2 separate regions of the Homo sapiens genome follow, and region 1 is linked to region 2. Evidence: chromatin loops called from intact Hi-C (ENCODE). Cell type or tissue: prostate gland. All regions are shown on one strand. Links, peaks and the distances in the headings refer to the core of each region. The heading gives the core; the rest is flanking DNA. Region 1 overlaps EHD3 (EH domain containing 3). Region 2 overlaps SRD5A2 (steroid 5 alpha-reductase 2).

Region 1 (7,203 bases), core at 2,274-4,773, 290 kb after region 2:
GCTGGCACCGAGGTTGTGATGAGAGTGAATCCTAACAGCTGCACCCTTGGCTAGCACTTCCTGCCTTCTCAGAATACCTTCTCCTTCAGGGCCTCCTGGGAGAAGCTGTGAATCTCAGTGGCCTGGGGCCAGCCAACCTGCTTTCTCTAACATTGAGGGCTATGCTCTTCAGGGGGTACTTAACTCAGGGAACCTCAGTACCTCACTCCATAACATGGCGGGTAATCGTTCAGACTGACTGAGTACCTGCGATGTGCCGGACGTTGTTCTAAATTTTCCATGGATTATCTCGTTTCACCTTCCCACATACTATGATATCAGCACTATGCTCTTCCTCATCAAATGGACCTAATAAGAAAACCTATCTCACAGGGAGTTCTGGGGATTAAATTCATTGCAGAAGTTAAGCATTTAACCAGTACCTTAAATTACCTAGATTATCATTCCATTTGAAGGAGGAGGAGATAAAGGTGCCCCAGGTGATGCACTCAGTAAACAGTAACAGGGTTAGGATTTGAACCTGGCCCTTGGATTTGAGTTCACGCTCCTAACCACTACACTCACCTTTCCTGCCTTGACCAGGAAATGCAGCCATCTTTAGGGACAGGCCAAAAGGGTTGAGCTCCCTTTTAGAACGATGAATGGGACAAGAAGGCCACAAAGAAATATGGTTTGGCAGGAGGCAGGCAGGGCCAGGCCTTGGAGGAGAGGTGAGGCTTTGAGGCCCACAAACGCAGGAGTGTACTCATCTCTGTAAATATCAGCTGTGGGGTTCCCTGCTTGGCCTCAGTGACTGGGGTGTGGCATCCCAAAGCTGCTGCTATCATATGATCAGAGCAGGTCCCTGGCTCCATGGGCTCTAAAAGGACACTTTTGGATTTACAAACAGTCGGCCAAGATTACCCTTCACGAGAAAGATTCCACCCTGATTGGGAAACCCCATCTATCTTTGCCTGCCCAGGCACCTGACCTAGTGAGTGTGTGGATGAGAAGCCCTAAGCAGGGCTCTGCAAGGGAGCAGCAACAGTGGATTGCGGGAAGTAGGGATCATCAAAGGCTCCAGGGACAGCTGAAATAGAGAGGGCTGAAAAGAACCATTCTGAGGCAGCCTCAAAAATGCCCAGAATGAACAGGGCCAAACAGCAGCAATGAAGGATCCTTCTCACACAGGCGTCTCAAATTCTACCCCTGAGAGGGACGTGGTGTTCTCAGCAGATGAGTGAAGGCTTCCCAGCCTAGCAGGGTGGCTTCCGGGGAAGTTACAGGGCTGCAGCCCGAGGTGGTCAGGCAAGGGCCTAGAGTTTGTCCTGCTAAACCCACATGACCCAAAACTTGCTGACCACACATGGGTCTGGGGAAACACTGAGTCTAATGAGGCCACCAGCAAGTCCAGGCAGCACAGTCGGGTGGGGTAAATTCTCAGGGACATTTGGGTATGGCTTACAGCAGCAGGTGCCCCTGTAACAAAGCCACCACTGTGTCCAGAAAGGAAAAATCTATTGAGGAATCTCATGCACTGATTCTTTATGGGAAGCGATACAGATTGCCTCTGTTGCCAGGAGAAAACATTCCCACAGCAGTGTGAAAAAAGAAAAGTTAATTCAGGCCAGGGTGGGAACAGCAGAGACGGGGATGCACAAGAATGAGGGGAGACAGGACAGACTGAGTCCAGGATGATAATACTTGCCCTGTCGGCCTCATGGGGTTTGAGGGAGTCTGTAACGCATCCCACAGACACAAGCGAGAAAGTGGATGGGAGACTCTCCACGGCCAAGTTGAGGCATGAGTCAGCTCCGTGTTCCCTGGAGCAGCTATAATTGGCCCTGTCGAAAGCACCCTCAGCCATGTGATGAAGGGATTCCAGCACGAAGGAGAATCTGGTGGCCAGACAGTCCAGCCTCCTTGCGACAGGCCAGCCCGCCCAGGGCACTACCCGGCACCGTCCCCAGAGCTCAGCGACGTGCCCCTTCTCCAGCCCTCCCCTTCGTGCTGGAGAAGGGCCTTCCCGCACCTTCCTGAGAGCCTGCCTCTAAGTCTCCTGTTAGAGTCAGCTCGAGAGAGGAGAGGAAATGATAAAGCCCCATGCGCGGTGCCTGGAGCACAGCTGGTGCTAAACTGGTTCTGCCTCCCCCTCCCCACCCCGAATCCGGTCAGTAATGCTGTGAGGCGGTTATTACTATTCGCATCTTATGGATAAGGAAACTGCGGGTCAGAAAGGGGAGGTGGCCTGACCTCTGTCAGACCTTCCTAACCAGGTCCCTGGGCAGGAAGTGGTGGAGCTGGATTCTGCTGACTTGGACTGTGTTCCATGGCCTTCGTCCCACTGTCAATGGGAATGGGAGGGAGACCTTTCCCCAAAGGTCTTTCTCCTCCCAGTAAATGTTTTGCCTGATGACTGCCAGGCACCTGACTTTCAAGGCAGCCCCTAAGCCAGGCCGAGGCACGCGGACACAGTTCCTCTGGCCTAAGGCCTTCTGCTTCCTTGTGTAACACTTAGGCCTTGTAAGAAGCAGGTGGATTTTCACCCAGGCCCCTTTAGAGACCCAGCAGATCAGAACCCTATCAGACAAAGGACATCCCCTGGCCTTGGTGGGTGGACAGGGCTGAAGGTGGTGCAGGGGCTATGCCTGCCAGGATGGACTTTGCAGTGAGTGGGTCTACTGGGGTGGTGGCCCTCTCACTCTATCCCTTTGGCTTTCTGGAGAACCATCTTTCCCGGCGCAGTGGCGCTGTAATGCCTGGGGTGGGGATGTCAGGGTGGTGATGAGAGCTGGTGCGGCCACAGCAAATGCGAAGGCACCTTTGGGGTGGGAGGTTGCAGAGTCTCCTGAAGTGGGAGAAGCTGAAAGGGCCAGCTCAGTAGCCCTCACGATGGACTCCCATCCCAGCAGCCCTACCAAGTGCTCATGCCTCAAGAGTCCAAGTCACACGATAGAAGGTCCGTGCAACCCTCCAGACCAGCCCAGCCTCCCCAAGGAGCCCGGGGCAGCTTAGCTCTGCAGCCCCAGGCCCCACAGCCAATCCACTAGAGCCTCTCTCTCAGCTCTGCCAAGGTCCAGGGAGGCCTCCCTCATGGCCCATGGAAGTACTCAGGCCTTCCTCAGCCCCTGGAGCAGCCAGCTACTCACCTCCACTACCTGCAGAATAAGGGGCCACAGAAGTAGGCAGCGAGAAGGAGTGACCAGGGGCCAGATGGTCCAAGGAAGGAGGGATTCAAGGCTGCATGCCGGGCAGAGAAATAGCAAAGGGAGAAGAATAGCAGAGGCAGGAGGAAAGGCTGCCAGGGCCAGAGGGACACAGAGCTACTGTACTCCAAAGAGGCAGCCTGTGTTGGAGAGGGCAGCCGCCAAGCCAATTTACTGTTCATTTTATTACTCTGTGTTGCCGGGCCTTAGGCCGGGGAAGTTATTTCAGGCAGAGATCACAGCACATTAACTAGTTATTAAAAGAATGTCCTTTTCTGTGTGTTCTTCCTCAGACAAGAAATAGACGCTGTGGCAAGCACATATTACTGAAAGTGGATGGACCCTCAGGGGCAAAACGCCAAGAACTGGGGGAATAAAGAGGCAAATCTTTGTTTCTGAGGAAAAGGCCCCTCACAGGTTCAGGCCTGGCATGGAGACAAGAATCAAGGCAAGAAGCAGGGATGGGAGAAGGGAGAGGAGGAGGCCTTCTGAGACCTAGGCATGGACGCACTTATCCACCCCAGAGCAGCCTTACTCGCAATGGGGAAGGGATGCAGTGTCAACTCACCCTCTCGGAAAACAACTGCAAAATATGACTCTTAGTACAAAAATTTTAAAGTTAAAAAATATTTTAAACAAAACCCTGCCCAACCTTTGGCCTAGCAATTCCACTTCTGGGAATCTCAAAAAAACAAAAACAAAAACAAACAAAAAAAACACACACACACAATATAGGAAAAAATATTATACACAGAGATATTCAGAATTATTCTACAATAACAAAAAATTAGAAATAGCCTAAAACATCCAAGAGAAGTAGATTAAGTGAAGAATCGTATATACACACAATGGAATAGTATGCAGCTGTTAAAAACAATGCTATTCATTAGTTGAATGAATAATTGTATATACAAATAGTGAAATAGTATGCAGTTGTTAAAAATAATGCTGACAAATAACGCTTATAACATAGGAAATGTTCATGCTATAAGTAAGAAAAACTGGCCAGACGCAGTGGTTCACGTCTGTAATCCCCAGCACTTTGGGAGGCTGAGGTGGGTGGATCCCCTGAGGTCAGGAGTTCAAGACCAGTCTGCCTAACATGGCAAAACCCCATCTCTACTTAAAATACAAAAATTGGCCAGGCGTGTTGGCGGGTGCCCGTAACCCCAGCTACTTGGGAGGCTGAGGCAGGAGAACTGCTTGAACACAGGAGGCGGAGGTTGCACTGAGCCGAGATTGTGCCATTGTACTCCAGCCTGGGTGACACAGTGAGACTCCATCTCAAAAACAAAAACAAAAATAAACAAGCCAGCATACAAAATTATATGTATAGCATGATCTCAACTGTGCTATAAAATAGCTACAAATACTGGAAATATATTTATATATAAATTATATGCTTTATATATAAATATATTTTATATGTAAATTAAAATAGCTTCTCCTAAGTCATGGGATTATGGGTGACTTTTTTTCTTCTTTAAATTTATTCTTTTCTATATTTTCCAATTAAAAACAACTGTTTACTGGATTTTATGAGAAAGAAGAAAAGTACATGATTTGGTTCTGGAGGGTTCCCTGTGGTATGACCCCTCCTACAGCGCTGGCTGACACTCCCTCAAGGGGAGACAGCTTTTGACGCATGAGCTAAATTCAGTTGCTGACATGAGTGGGGAGAGGGAACTACTGCACATGGAGGATAAGAAAGAAGAGCGATCTGCCTCTCCCGGTCTTACTGTCTCCCTCAGATGAGGAATCATCTGTGGCAATTTGACTCTGCCACTTTCTTAGACCCAGTTAACAGCCAGTGATGACTTAGGCAAAGCCGGGAGAGTGTCTCAGACAAAAGGCGCTCAAACCTGTCTGCTGCTTGGGGATCCTCACCTCTCCCCATCTTCCCTCCCATTCTGCAAAATGTCTACTGGGAACCTCCTATAGCCGAGACCCTGGGCAAGGCCCCAGAGATGCTAAGGCATGGATGTTGTCTTGTCAATGATTGTACACCAGGAAGGAGAAGCTACAGATAATGTATGAAAGGTTATAAATACCATATGTGTAGAGAGCCAGGGAAGGCTGAGAGGGCAAGGGCCATCTGCAAATGGCCTGAACTTCCCCTGAGGCATGAATGGGCCAAGTGGAGGCCAGGGCTCACAAAGGAAACTCTGCAGGCAACCCAGGCAGCTCTGAAGTGCCTTTGGCAGCAATGGGTGCTTAATAAAACAAGAAGCATGGCTTAGATCAGGGGTTCCCACCCTAAAGTCCAAAGAAGGCCCTTGGACCCCCAACATTATATGCAAATTTGGGATGTACGTACATTTTTCTAAAGATAGAAAGTTAAGAAGCAATGGATTAGTTTAATCTCTAAGGCCTCTTGCAGTTCTATCAATATAAAACATACAAGAGCCAACAGGCCCATCACCTCCCAAACTCCTTCAGAAATCACTTGGCCTCTTAAAGCTGCTGAGCCCTAGGCTGTGCACTCCACAAGGACAAACTCAATGTGGTGTTGTGTTTAGACATGACCTATTAGCATGGTGCTACTTCCAGAAGGCTGGCGTTACAAGGTGGATGTTAGAGAAAATTAGTACCTAGAAAATTAGTAACTAGACTGTTAACTTTTCTGCACTCCTCACCAAACAAAGCACAGCATTTCACATGCTGTGGATGCTCAAACAGCCAAGGAATAGGAATAAGGGTACCCCTGCTTTCCAAACCCTCTGCAGGAGATGAGCACACTTGACTTTGGGGGGCCACCAAACTCCATTCTCAAGCTGTGGGAGCCTGAGTCTTAAGACAGAGGGCCACAGCATTCTCAACAATTTGGAATGGCTATAAAAGGGGCCAAGAAAATGGCTGGCCTTGAAGTTGGGAAGATTGAGGACTGGAGTGAAGCCTGTTCTCTAAAGATAAGAAGGGCCTCTGGTGGACTTCTCTGAATGCAGGGTGAACAAATTGACTTCTTGAGCCTCCCTCCAGCCCAAGGATTCTGTAATTGAAGGGAATGGATGACTCATTCTCAGAGTTACAGGCGTTTAGCCAAGCATCTCCTCACATGCATCTAGGACTTAACATCCCAGGTCTGCTGCCCACTCTTTAGATGGCTCTGCACAATTCATTTAACTTCTCTGCGCCTCGGTTATCTCACCTGCAAACTCAGCAACTGGATGAGACAATGCCAATATCCCTTCCATCTCTAAGCGTCTTTAATATTATTATTAAGCCATTAAGATCAAATAAGAGAAAGGGGAAAAAAAAAGCATTCTGCTTCTGGACTCAGCTTCTGTTGAGTCTCCAAGATATATACACAGGAGCTCTGCTTTAGAGAAGGAAATGATAAAAGGAGGACAAGTAGCATCCCCAGGCCACCTCCGTTCCCAGGCCCGCACCCATCAGAACTCAGCTGCAACTGTGAGGCCCCCATGTGAGTGCCAAGCCCCTTGAAAAACAAGGGAAGAGGTTTTGCCCGTGAATGATGTGTTGCTAAAAAGTGAAGACGTAAGACATCCCCACCAACATAAGGCGCTCCAGAGACCAGGAGCTCTTCCATTGTGCCTCCTGGGCCTCGGTTTCATCATCCATAAGATGGGGAGACTGGGAATGGCTTTACACTTGAATACTTCAGGTTGACCACCACAGCCAAGGGCCAAGTAGAGTGGACAGGTATTGGGTAGGATGGGAAGGGGGACCAGCAAAAATTGTGGGGTAAGATTTTGACGCCTGCACAAACACAGATCTCTTCAGAGCCCTCAACTGAAGGCTTCCCATTGGTCCCCTGTCTGGGATGGAGCACCAGGAGTGACCGGAGGGACTAGGCGCTGGGCTCCGGGGTGGGCTGCCAGGACCCTGGGCCGGCTCACCTGATGAAGGTGGTCTTCCCAGTGGAGTACTGGCCCACCAGCAGAACCATGGGCTTGTTGTCGAAGTCGGCATCCTCCAGGGCGGGCGAGTGGAACTCGTGGAAGCGGTAATGCTCTTCCAAGGGCAGCAGCTTGCTCTTGTAGAGTTTCTTGAGCCC
Region 2 (7,203 bases), core at 688-3,187:
CCAAGTACATGTGGCTTCATACCCACTCCCTGTCAATGCAGGACAACTCTGTAATCAAGAATTTTTTGACTTGAAGGCAGTACTTATAGACCTTATTAAAGGTATGCATTTTATACATGTAACAGAGTAGCAGAAATTTAAACTCTGAAGCCACAAAGACCCAGAGCAAACCCACTCCCAAATGAAAACCCCAGTCATGGCTTCCTTTTTCTTGGTTAATTAGGAAAGATGAGAAATTATTAGGTAGACCTTGAATACAGGAGCCCTCTCCTCATAGTGCTGAAAAGATACTGATGCATTGACCTCATTTCAAATTTGTGCAGTGTCTTAGTTGATGAGTGCCTCTGTTTTCCAGAAGATTTCACAATCCCCGGAAAACTGGTATGGCTATTCTTGAAGGCCAGGTTTTAATAACCACAAACAAAAAGGCATGAACCTGGGTGGCTTATGAGAGAGTAGAGAACAACATGACCCTGGATGGCTACTAAGAGGATAGAGAACAGTTTTACAATAGACATTGCAAACTCTCATGTTTTTGGAAACTAGTGGCAATATCCAAATAATGAGTAGTGTAAAACAAAGAGAATTAATGATGAGGTTACATGCTGCTTGCCTCCACCAGATGTCCACAACAATATGAAGTACAGCAGAAGCCCCAAGCAACTTTCCTTTCCTGGAGCTTCTTCCTTGTAGTTCTCAGGACCTGTTCAAGAAGGTGTCTCCTAGGGGCAGCCTGAATGCCTCCCTCAAAGGACCTGCAGGCAGAGACTGAAAATTGCAGACAGAGGGGCACGTCTGGGCAGAAAACCTGTTTTGTTTGGCTCAGACATATAGTTTTTTTTTTTTTTACAAAGTTTCAAAAACTTAAAAATCAGGAGATTCCTTCATAAAACTCTAGCATTCTAGTTTCATTTAAAAAGTTGGAGGATCTGAACATACAGAGCCCACATTTCCACACCAGAACTGGAACTACGTAGCTAGTAAGCATTTGAGTTTGCAAACTCTTGTGAAGGGGTCACCCCAGCATGAGTGCTGAGATATGGACTCTCTAAGGAAGGGGCCGAACGCTTGTAATTGGAATACATGGAAATATTTGTCTTCTCAGGCCTATGTTTGCGGAATGCATTGTCAATATTTAGCAAACTGTTTTGACAAATGAGCACCAGTGGTACTAAGCACAGAAACTCACTATATAAGTCACATAGGAAACTTGAAAGGTCTGAGGATGATGTAGATTACTGAAAAATGCAAATTGCAATCATATAAATAAGTGTTTTTGTTGTTCATTAAATACCTTTAAATCATGGATGTTAAGCAGTTTTGTTTGAATTAAAATATCCTGGGACTTCTGGAGATTTTCACAAGGTATTGGGGTGTGCTTCCCTGTCCCGCCTGTCCCTCATTCCCATTCACCCTGTCTGTAGTGTCGTTTCCTTTCTTCTCTTCTCTCTTCATGAAATTAGGGGCTGTGTGCTGGAAATAAAGAAGTATGACTTATACAGCCTCTCAGCCACAATTCAGAACTACAAGGAAGTACAATAAAGGTGCAGGAAAACGTCATGAGGTTAGATGCCACTCCTGGTGCTGAGGAATACACAGGGGGAATGAACACACTTGGTGAAGTAAATCTTCAGGTGTAGCTTGAGCTCTGTGACATAAAAGACTTCCAGTTCTCTCCATGACATTGAAAACTACCTTGCTTAAGTCCTTTATTTTACTACCATGTAAAACATCCAGGCCGGTCCTTGAGATGAAATAAATATACAATAAATGGCAGTACTCAGTCTCAGGACAAAACCGCCATTTGGCAATTTCACTTTTTGCCACAAGAGGGCGCTTTCTAAAATAGTATTTAGTCCAACCTTGACTTAATTAGGTCCAACCCCAGTCCTGTTGCCTGATCGTGGACCTTTCAAGTTAGCATGATCGTGGAACTTCTTAATCTGAATATAGGGTAGAGTAGCGTGAACTCTATGAAAGCTGAAACCTTCCCTTGATAATTCAGGTATTCTCAGTGTTCTAGGGCTGTTGTGTTCAATGACAGTTTGTCATTGTTTAGGGCTAGGATATGTATGTGGATTAAATACAGTAAAGGTCTGAACATGTGCTCATCTCTAAACATATTTCTTCCCACTTTTAAAAATAGGGTGCAACAAAATTATAGTTAATTGAGGTTTCCATGGACTGTTTTTTGGCTAAAATAATCTAACAGTGTCCTAGCTCACAAGATACTCTATCTTGGTCTTGCTGAAGCTTTCACGGAAGAGGCGTTTTCCTGCCAACCTTGAAGAAAATGTTGAGTTTTGTTTGTTTTTCAGAATTTAGACTTAAAGAGCTGAAGCAGACCTCAGACATCAGCTATTCCTACCACTTCACATTATAGGTAGTGACACTGAGACCCACAGAGTTAAAAGGCCTCCTCACAGCTGGTACAGAGCTGGTCAGAGCAGCCATCTCATTTTGTCCCTTTGAGGGTCAGATGTATGCTTCTTCTGCTTAAGGCACAGCCTTTAGGGCTGCCATCTGGATTTCTACAGAGCTCATGCAGGAGAAAAATAGCCAGAGCTTAAGTGCTGTTGCATAGTTCAGTTTATACACCTATTGTCCCATGCCTGTTTGTGTGTGAGGCTTCCCTCGCTCCGTGGGAGCACCAGGCTCATGCCCTTTCATAAACCTATTTGACAGAATAGAGAGTTTTCCCTCATTGGTGTAGTCAAGACAACATGTGTGTTCAGCATGGAAAAAAGGTTTCAGGTCATAAACCCCCTTATCCCTAATGCTTACTTTCATAAAGAACAACAGTGGCTCCACTGTATTCTAAAAGGAAAAAGGAGCTCTAATGAGAAATACGCAATTAAACAGCTATTTAGGCGGCTTAGACCCTTTCAGGAACAAATAAATAAATCCGTGGTTTTACAACCCTGAAGTTTGATAATAGCTCTCTTGGATTTTTGTGGTTACCTCATGGCAATCTCACTAAGAAGCAGGGGAGCAAGCTCTTGGCACATGAAGGAATAGGCTCATGAAGATTCATTTCTTTTCCCGCTTGGCCTTTTGGTTCTCTAATAAGCTGTGAGCTGAGGTCCATGCAGGGAAAACAAGGAGGGTAACGGCAAATGTAAAGTGAATTTTTCTGGAGAAGGATGCTGATTATTTTATAGCATCTACACTATCCTATGATGAAAGAGGCATAGAGCCGGGTGGCAATGTGAGTTCTTGGGTGATTTAATAAGCCATCGAGTGGATTTAATTTCTAAGTAAGACATTTGTTTATTCTTTGTACAAGTCCATGGAGTTGTGATCTTAAAGAGTTCTGTGTTATTTGCATTGTGCCTCATTTCTCCCCATCAACCTTAGCTTGAGATTTGGATGAATAAAATAAATAACTGGAGAAGGTTAAAGTATGCACCAAGCTGTGTTAGTTTCTTTAGTCCTGTCTTTTTGGGTTGAGGGTTTGGTTTTGCTCAATGCAGTAACAATCTAGATTCTTTATTGGAGGGATAGCGAATATCCCTTCCGACATGGCAAGCTGGCTGGGAGGAGGAGGACAACAGAGAAAGTGGAGGAAGGAGGGGAGTAATGAGCGAGGGTCTAAGGGAGGGTTGGCAATGGAAGGCCCTTGAGAGAGAGGGGCCTCCCACTGACAGAGTGGGCTTCCTCCCTTTCCTGTGTCCAGGCTGCACAAGCCTGGTCCCTTCTTTATCCTCCCAGGAAAAGACCTCCCTCTGACAGAGAGAATAAACACTTGTTAGAGCTCCATTTCATAAAAGAAGAAGCTGACTTTTAAAAAACACAAGCCATTTGGCTGTGCTTCACCATAAATAATTGTATTTCTGTCTGCTCACCTCGTAAAGATAGTTTTAGTTCTGCGTAGTAGTGACATTGTGAGAAAGAGGTGAAGTAATTGCTCTTAGAGCGTGTGGCAGCATCCAAGTCGGCTGAGGCCAATGGGAAGATGGGAGCATCCAGAAGAATAAGCAACTGCCAGGGTTCCCCTTTTCAAGGCCTTTGTTTTCCTTTACTCCAGACGCACTCCCCAAAAAAGGATCCTTCCTTATAGAGAAGCGTTTTTACAGTGTTGACTAGAAAGCAATACCGTAAAATCAATTAAATTTTGTCAATGTATTAGTGCTTTCATTTGTTACAAGTTGCCTTTCAGATACTATTTCATTAAAATAATTCTTTATGATGGTTTATAACAGGATAAGCTCTGAACAGATAAGTAAGTGAGGGGAAGTAGAAATAGGAGTAAAAAGTAAAATAAAGCCAGAGATAAAGTTAAAATGCAAAAATGCCCTTGGAAGATCATGTACAGTGGCTAAATCTAAACATAAATTGGGTCCTGAGTCTCCAAAGTACAGAAGGAAATTACCAGTTGCTAAATCCACAACATTCACAAAAGAAAAACAACTTGACCAGGGAAACACAACTATTACCGGTACTGAGACTCATGATAAATTTCTACACTGTGTGATGTGGGGAACTATGTTCATGAGAGCATCTTTACAATAAATGCAGGGGTCACTTTGTGCAGCTTCTTATAATGTCTTTCCACAAGGACAACATTCTAATGCGCAGCTCAATTCTTTAGAAGCAAAGGGGATGAGGAGGTTTTTTTTCCACTTAGGGTGTAGAAAGCCACCAGATAACCATTCCTACTCTAAAAATGAGAAAAAACCAGATAGTATATAAGATTATAACTTTTTGAGCCTTTTAATGAACTGAGATAGGAGAGCAACCAGAAGAACTGAATTTCAGAGGAAACACACAAACCGTTTCACTTTCAGCGGAGTATGGGAGGAAGAGGTAATGGCCATAAGAGTGGGAAAGAAGAAAACAACAGAAATTTCAATGAATTATCAATAGCTGAGTGGAACCTAGCATGAGATTAGAATCCCTGGGAGACTCAGACACTTGGCTGAACAAGCATCCAGATCTGCCCCAGGATGAGGAGTTTCCTGGGACACAGGACTTTCTGTGCTCAAACTGGAAAAGTCCTAGGCAGACCAGGATGACCTGGTCACCTTAGTCTGGTTGCCAGGTCTTTTACCCAGACCTCCACCTGGAGCTTATGAGGTGGGTTGGGGACAGGGAAGGGGATCTGAGAGGGCCCTTCTTTGGTGGTGCATAGTTACAAAAGCCCACTGTATTAGTTCGTTTTCATGCTGCTGATAAAGACATACCTGAAACTGGGAACAAAAAGAGGTTTAATTGGACTTACAGTTCCACATGGCTGGGGAGGCCTCAGAATCATGGCTGTGGAAAGAGAAAAATGAGGAAAAAGCAAAAGCGGAAATCCCTGATAAACCCATCAGATCTCGTGAGACTTATTCACTATCACGAGAATAGCATGGGAAAGACCAGCCCCCATGATTCAATTACCTGCCCCTGGGTCCCTCCTACAACATGTGGGAATTCTGGGAGATACAATTCAAGTTGAGATTTAGGTGGGGACACAGCCAAACCATATCATCCCACCCCTGGCCCCTCCAAATCTCATGTCCTCACATTTCAAAACCAATCATACCTTCCCAACAGTCCCCCAAAGTGTTAATTCATTTCAGCATTAACCCAAAGTCCACAGTCCAAATACTCATTTGAGACAAAGCAAGTCCCTTCTACCTAGGAGCCTGTAAAATCAAAAGAAAGCTAGTTACTTCCTAGATACAATGTGGGTACAGGTATTCGGTAAATACAGCCATTCTGAATGGGAGAAATTGGCCAAAACAAAGGGGTTACAGGGCCCATGCAAGTCCAGAATCCAGCAGGTCAGTCAAATTTTAAAGCTCCAAAATGATCTCCGTTGACTCCAGGTCTCGCATCCAGGTAACGCTGATGCAAGAGGTGGGTTCCCATGGTCTTGGGCAGCTCCACCCCTGTGGCTTTGCAGGGTACAGCCTCCTTTCCGGCTGACTTCACGAGCTGGTGTTGAGTATCTGTGGCTTTTCCAGGCACGTGGTGCAAGCTGTTGGTGGATCTAAAATTCTGGGATCTGGAGAACAGTGGCCCTCTTCTCACAGCTCCACTAGGCAGTGCCCCAGTAGGGACTCTGTGTGGGTCTTTGACCCCACATTTCCCTTCCACACTGCCCTATCAGAGGTTCTCCATAAGAGCCCTGCCCCTGCAGCAAACTTGCCTGGGCATCCAGGTGTTTCCATACATCTTCTGAAATCTATGCAGAGGTTCCCAAACCTCAGTTCTTGGCTTCTGTGCACCTGCAGGCTCAACATCACATGGAAGGTGCCAAGGCTTGGAGTTTTTACCCTCTAAGGCCACATTCTGAGCTGTACATTGGCCCCTTTCAGCCATGGTTGGAGCAGCTGGAACACAGGACACCAAGTCCCTAGGCTGCACACAGTGTAGGGACCCTGGGCCCAGCCCTTGAAGCCACTTTTTCCTCCTGGGCCTCCAGGCCTGTGATGGGAGGAGCTGCTGTGAAGGTCTGTGACGTGGCCTAGAGACATTTTCCCCATGGTCTTGGGGATTAACATTAGGCTCCTTGCTATTTATGAAAATTTCTACAGCTGGCTTGAATATCTCCCCAGAAAATGGGTTTTTCTTTTCTATCACATTGTCAGGCTGCAAATTTTCTAAACTTTTGTGCTCTGCATCCTTTGTAAAACTGAATGCCTTTAATAGTACCCAAGTCATCTCTTGAATGCCTTGTTGCTTAGAAATTTCTTCCACCAGATATCCTAAATCATCTTTCTCAAGTTCCACAAATCTCTAGGACGGGGGCAAAATGCCTCCAGTCTCTTTGCTAAAACATAACAAGAGTCACCTTTAGTCTAGTTCCCAATAAGTTTCTCATCTCCATCTGAGACCACCCCAGCCTGGACCTTATTGTCCACATTGCTATCAGCATTTTGGGCAAAGCCATTCAACAAGTTTTTAGGAGGTTCCAAACTTTCCCACATTTTCCTGTCTTCTTCTGAGCCCTCCAAACTGTTCCAACCTCTGCCTGTTACCCAGTTCCAATTCCACATTTTTGGGTATCTTTTCAGCAATGCTCCACTCTACTGCTACTAATTTACTGTATGAGTTCATTTTCACACTGCTGATAAAGACATACCTGAAAGTGGGAACAAAAAGAGGTTTAATTGGACTTACAGTTATATATGGCTAGGGAGGCCTCAGAATCATGGTGGGGGGTGAAAGGCATTCCTTACATGGTGGTGGCAAGAGACAAATGAGAATATCACT

The links. A loop is a pair of places that touch in the nucleus more often than their neighbours do. Peaks named below come from ENCODE experiments on the same cell type or tissue, not always from the same donor. Only the 100,000 strongest peaks of a DNase experiment are listed, where the experiment ranks them.
Region 1: it touches region 2 in a loop (4-fold over the local background); 7 of 110 quality-filtered maps call a loop at or near these places.

Annotation. Positions count from the first base shown.
Region 1 is chr2:31,234,691-31,241,893 of GRCh38, reverse strand. It overlaps EHD3 (EH domain containing 3), which reads right to left. Exons shown (of 6, transcript NM_014600.3): 1 at 7,046-7,203. Among named protein-coding and RNA genes, the nearest start is that of EHD3, 4.1 kb to the right of the region's middle. In prostate gland, for the core only: no CTCF peak of the experiment used is centred there; a DNase peak (open chromatin) is centred at 3,330; H3K27ac peaks cover 1,341 bases.
Region 2 is chr2:31,518,689-31,525,891 of GRCh38, reverse strand. It overlaps SRD5A2 (steroid 5 alpha-reductase 2), which reads left to right. Exons shown (of 5, transcript NM_000348.4): 5 at 1-3,412. Among named protein-coding and RNA genes, the nearest start is that of SRD5A2, 59 kb to the left of the region's middle. In prostate gland, for the core only: a CTCF peak has its summit at 1,838 (motif pointing right); no DNase peak of the experiment used is centred there.